2 separate regions of the Homo sapiens genome follow, and region 2 is linked to region 1. A link is a contact called in ENCODE Hi-C data. All regions are on one chromosome and are shown on one strand. The core of a region is the stretch at or near the end of the contact, and the rest is flanking DNA. Distances in the headings are between cores, read along the strand shown.

Region 1 (2,815 bases), core at 151-2,650:
CCTTGTTTTCCTTTTTCTAAAATATTCTCAGTGAATAATCAACTTGTCCTCTGCCTGACTAATTCAGTTTTCTGCCGTGTCCAACATGTTATTCATCATTCTTTTTTTTTTTAATACAGCAACCACATTTTTCATCATGGTTGTCTGGGTATAGACATTGGAACTCATTTCATGGAAGTCTCCTTTTGTTTCTTGAAGACAGATGTTATTAAGTACATAAATTAGCTATTTCAACAGTATTTTTTTCTTATAGTAATCTATTTCAGGGGACACATTTATGTTACCAAAAATATTCAGTGAATTGAAGGTTGCATTCTTCTGAACCACAAAATTTCCTTATAGTTACCAAGAACATTATTTTTTGACTTATTCTCACAATGAGAGAGCTATGGCTCTGCAATGTGATTTATCATTTTATTCATTCACTTAGCAAATATTTATGAACCCTTACTTTATAGTACGTACTATGCTATAGATAAAACAATGACCTATCACACTCGTCACCTTAAAGCTCTTAGAGTCTACTGCACACTTGGGCAGGGAAGCAAGCATGTGGATACAGTAGTTAGTGCTGCAATAAATCCACAGTGCCATTCATTACCACAGAGTCATGAAATGCTCAACAGACCAAGATAGTAATCAGCTGAGTCCTGGAGGTTAGATATGAGTTAGTCATATGGCATTTGGAGGATGAGGGAAGCAAATCAGTAGGCAGAGTTTGTTGGAAAAAAGAATTCCAAATCGAGACAACCACATGCACAAAGATTTGAAAGAGAGGTTATAATTTATGCCAAAGAAACTAAATTTAAAAATAATAATTGCTAGCATTCATTATGCACCTATGATGTTCCAGGCACTCTGCCAAGAACTTTGCATGCATCATCTCATTTCATCCCCTCAGCAGCTCAAAGTGGTAGGCAAATTGTCCAAGTGCTCCAGCAAGTATGTGGCAAAACCAGAATCTGAACTGAGGGAGTCTGTCTTTGGAGCTCACTCATTAGCTACTACATCATCCTGCCTCTCTGAAAAAACTCAGCATGGCTATGTGGAGTGTGTGATGTGTGTGGGGGTGTGGGTGGCATGGTAGGTGAGGAAGAATGGGAATAAGGGAAGAGATCCCAGGCTGGAAATCATAAAGAGTATTGTAGGATCACTGAGTTTATGCTTTATTCTAACAATAATGGGGAATAAATGCTGGAAGAAGACAGTGGTCATGAAACGCCTGTGAAATGCATCCCAGTGGACATATGTGTTCTGTGAGGTCTGAGGTATGGATATAAAAACGTGAGTCATAAGCTCATAGATGGATTTACAACCTTGGGGACAGATTAATCACCTGGGGAGATCTGGCTGAAGAAGGTCTAGAAAAAGCCCTGAGGAAGTCGATAGAAAAGGAGGACTTGATAAAAGGGGCTGTGAGCCAGTGGCCAGCAGGGTAGGAGAGAAACTAGAGGTGTGGTGTCTGAGAATGCAAGGAAAGGGGCCTGAGAATCTACAGTGACATCAGTCAACCTGGCCGCGCAAACCTCTCCCTGGGTTCAGCCTCTGGGGCAGCTGTGGGCAAGAATGTGGGTGGCTGGATTCATCTCAGCCTGAGATTTTTATCAGATGAGTATCATAGAAGGAGGAAAGAGTAAGGGAATTGGAGGTGACTTGTATAGGAGTGATTAGATTGATGGACAAGGAAGGAAAGAAAACATGAAGAGTCTGAGGAATAGGAAGAAAATGTCAGGTTCAGTGAATGTGAGTTTCCACAGAGAGAATTGTAACAGCAGAGGTACTCAGGCAAGTGACTTGGGAGGATGGACATGGTATTTATGGACAGGATGTTTTAAAAAGTCATGCATATCCCAGGTGTGGCCAGGATGCAGATAACTGATGCAAAAGAGAGAAGGAGCTCACTGGAGATGAGGAGTCTCAGCACTGAGATGCCAGAGTGCTGGGTGGTCCTCCTCAAGGAGGATGAAGTCACTGGGGTGAGACAGAGGCTGGGATAGTGAGGGAGGCTCCGAGCCAGAGCTGAGGTCCTCAGTGATCAGGGAAGAGTGACCAGGAGGCTGGAGAGTGACAGCAGCAAGTGAAAAAGAAGATGTGGCAGGATATGTGCTCCTCAGAGGGGTGGCATCTGACAGGACACAAGGGGAAGTGGTCTGGAAGTGGCACGGAGGAGCAGGAGAACCCTCACTCCACCTGCTGGTTCTGAGGGGAATAAATGTGAGAGCAAGAAAAGAAAAAAAAAAAAAGCCTTAATTTGCAAGAACTACAAAGAACACATATTCTCAGGAAGCAGCCAGAGTTCTATTAAGGCTGGAATTAAAAAGAACATTCCTAAAATTTCAAGTATTGACAGGAGATTGCCTGCCACAAAGCAGGAACCCAAAGGCAGAGCAGGAGAGTTTGAGAGGAAAGTGGGAGAGACTGGGTTAGCTAATGGGACCAACCCAGAAGTTGGGGGATGAGAATCCACTCCTAGAGCAAGCTGGATGTGGTGGTGAGCAAGGCTGGTAGGGATGTGGGTTTCAGGGACTGAAGCCTGGAAGTCTCTTAACAGATGAGAGTCGCTCACTTCAAGGCTTTGTGGTCCTCAAGGATTGGCCAATATTGAGGCAGCTATTCTCAGAGGTCTCTCTTCATCTTTCTCATCAGACAACTGCTCCCTCAGGCATCTCCAAGAAATATTTCTGGGATATTTGAGGATGAATTTTAAGGTAAAAAAGATAATTTTCTATGAAAAACTAGAAACAAACCCAATGTGCCATGATATGGTCTGGTTTGATTATGCATTAGAATATTCTATATTCTAAAATGAAAACAT
Region 2 (2,815 bases), core at 159-2,658, 55 kb before region 1:
TAAAACTCTCTCTCTTGTTATGTGGATATGATAAAATGTAAATGTAGCTTCACAAGAAATATAATAATGGAGGGTAATTGGTGATTTTCCAAGGCAGGAGGGTGGTTGTCCTGACCTTGTTTGTCTGTATCTGAGCTATGTGACCCTTAGAACAGGAGATGGTGGCCTCTCTGGATGGAATAGAGATTTTACAGGTGAGCTGGACCAGAAGAGCTGGTGATACTCAGGTGGGGGTTGAATGGGGCAGTTGTGAGGCACTTGTGGACATTAGAGAGGTAGAGATAGAGAGAGGAGAGAAAGGGGGAAGAAGGGCATGTAAGCAAAGGGAGGGGGAGACAGGAAAAAGAGGAGAGGAGAAGAGAGGCAGAAAGATGAGCCAAGGTTGCTCACGGCAAGAGAGGAAATTAAATCCAGATGATGCTAAGTGAGCTTGAGGCTCATTAAGCCATACCAGGCAAGAAGACAGTTAGAATTGTCCTTGAGCTGAAGAGGAGAACTACGTTAGGAGCTGCAATCCCAAGAATGGAGAGAGGGTCCTGGAAGGCTTGAGGATGGGGCAAAGATGCTGGGGCTTGGGAACAGTCCCTCAACGTTTTGGGGTTTTTAGATTTTTTTGTTTGTTTTTTAAATGGAGGTCAAAGTGTAACAGCCTTCCAAAATAAACTAAGTTGTCCTTATGCAGCCCTTTCATTTGGTTTGAAAAGGTGAGGTCAGAGATGTTCATGCTCAGTGTGAATTTGGAGACGCAAAGGAGAGAGGCAGAGCACAGACTCATCTGGAGGAGAAAGGCAGCTTCCTGCCTCACTGCCCAGGACTGAGGTAGGGAGCAGGCCAAATGCGAACTTGGAAGCCAGTGGCAGAGGATGGGCCGAAAGGAGGGATAAGGGAGTACCAGGAGCTAAGCAGTGCTGTGGAGAAGGTCTTTTAGGGGACTCTTCCAACAGCAGCAGGGATGCAGGGTAGATAGACAGGGAGAGACCTGGGGCCAGAAAACCCAGAGAAGACAAGACAGTTAGGAGACTCCAGCCACAGTCCAGGCAACATGCACGAGGGCCTAACTTACAGTGGGGATGAAAGGGAATGATAGCTGGGAAACCCTCTTCAGAGGGAATCACCATGGCTCATTGGCTGACAGGTTGTAATTTCTCACTCACCTGTGCTGGGTTAGTGCTGAATCTCCACTGGGTTTCTTCAGAGAGTGTGTGTGTGTGTGTGTGTGTGTGTGTGTGTGTGTGTGGTGGGTTAGTGCTGAATCTCCACTGGGTTTCTTCAGAGTGTGTGTGTGTGTGTGTGTGTGTGTGTGTGTGTGTGTGTGCGTGCGCGCTCTTGGCTGATTATCTCCCTGGGCCAAACTTCCAATTATAAATCTCCCGGAGTGAGTGGCTTCAGCAAAGCAGTCCTTCCTTGTGACATGCTCAGTCTGGAGGTTCTGACTACTCCCCCATGAGCTCTGTAGGGGAGCTGTTTGTTGTTTGGGATTTTCAGAAACAGGATTTTCCTGCTTGGGCAGCAACAGCATGACCCTGAGTGTTCAGATCCCGAGGGAGCCAGGAGCCGGGAGGAAGGCAGCAGCAGGCTCAGCTTCCTGTAGGCCAAGCATTGCTTTGGGCAGTGAGGGGGGCATCCAAGTGAACTTTAGTTGTGCACAGCAAGCCCCACACCCCCGCCCTTCAATTAATCAGTGAGCCAGCAAGCTGGGCCTTTACTGAACTCCTATAGTGAGGCCAGTTTCCTTATCAAAAGTGAATGGCCTCATGGAGAGACCTCAGTCCCACACCCTGAATAAAGCTCAATAGTGCTGCCCACCATCAGTGATTCCAGGAAAAAAAATTTAATGAATCTGATTAGAATACTTAGAGTACACTGATGACCTGGAATTAGCTTGAATAGGAAGAGAGGATACGTGAGGAATTAAATCCTTGCACACAGGAGTTAAAACCACCTCCTCCCTTTTGCATCCCTGGTTGGTCCACCTGGATCCTCTGTCTTCACAACTTAAAAGGGTTAGCAGCCACATGGAAGGAAACAGGGAATGTGCCAGGTGAATTTCAGAAGTTTTGCCATTGCTTCTCTCCAAGTTGTACACAATTTCAATAATACTCTAAGAATTAAGAGATGTATTTTAATGGGTTTTTTTCCTGATCCTATAAACAAATCTTAGGTCATCAGATCTGGAAGAGACATCAGACCTTATGCTCTGCTTCCCTTGTAAAACTGAACGCCTTTAACAGCACAGCTCAGAGTGCAGTCAGTCAATATTGACATTTCACAAGAGAGGTCAATAATTCTCAGCAAGTGAGTAGCTGGTTCTAGCTCAGTCACCCACTTAGGTGTCAGGACTATCTTCTGAGAAGCAGTCTTTCATAACATCCCACTGAGGCTTGGATGCCTTCAGAAAAGATTTCTGACAATTCCTGTGCTTTCTTGCCATAGCATCTTGTTAGACTCAGTCAAGGTGATTGTGTATTGTTCCTACCCTGCCCTCTGCTGAGCTTTTGCCTAAAAGAACTCTTATAAGAAGTCTTAGGCTGGTGCAGTGGCTCACGCCTGTAATCCCAGCAATTTGGGAGGCCAAGGTGGGCAGATCACAAAGTCAGGAGTTCAAGACTAGCCTGGCCAATATAGTGAAACCCCATCTCTACTAAAAAATACAAAAATTAGCCAGGCGTGGTGGTGCACGCCTGTAGTCCCACTACTCGGGAAACTGAAACAGGAGAATCACTGGAACCCAGGAGGCAGAGGTTGCAGTGAGCCGAGATTGCGCTACTGCACTCCAGCCTGGTGACAGAATGAGACTCCGTCTCACAAAATACCA

The links. A loop is a pair of places that touch in the nucleus more often than their neighbours do. Pooled maps may share reads with other maps.
Region 2: a loop to region 1 is called in a map of Caco-2, with 4 times the contacts of the local background. The contact joins the promoter of TACR1-AS1 here to the enhancer-like site in region 1. A Hi-C loop is called at or near these places in 1 of 168 maps with a recorded cell type or tissue (Caco-2) and 3 of 50 pooled maps.

What each region holds. Positions count from the first base shown.
Region 1 is chr2:75,098,341-75,101,155 of GRCh38, reverse strand. All of the region lies in intron 2 of TACR1 (tachykinin receptor 1), which reads left to right. Among named protein-coding and RNA genes, the nearest start is that of MIR5000, 8.9 kb to the right of the region's middle. Within about 2 kb of position 1,400, at least 2 of the 41 ENCODE cell types and tissues checked have a DNase peak (open chromatin) inside an H3K27ac peak, as active enhancers do.
Region 2 is chr2:75,152,911-75,155,725 of GRCh38, reverse strand. TACR1-AS1 (TACR1 antisense RNA 1) reads right to left here and starts at 1,408. Exons shown (of 4, transcript NR_168010.1): 1 at 1,155-1,408. The region is part of intron 1 of TACR1 (tachykinin receptor 1); the gene reads left to right.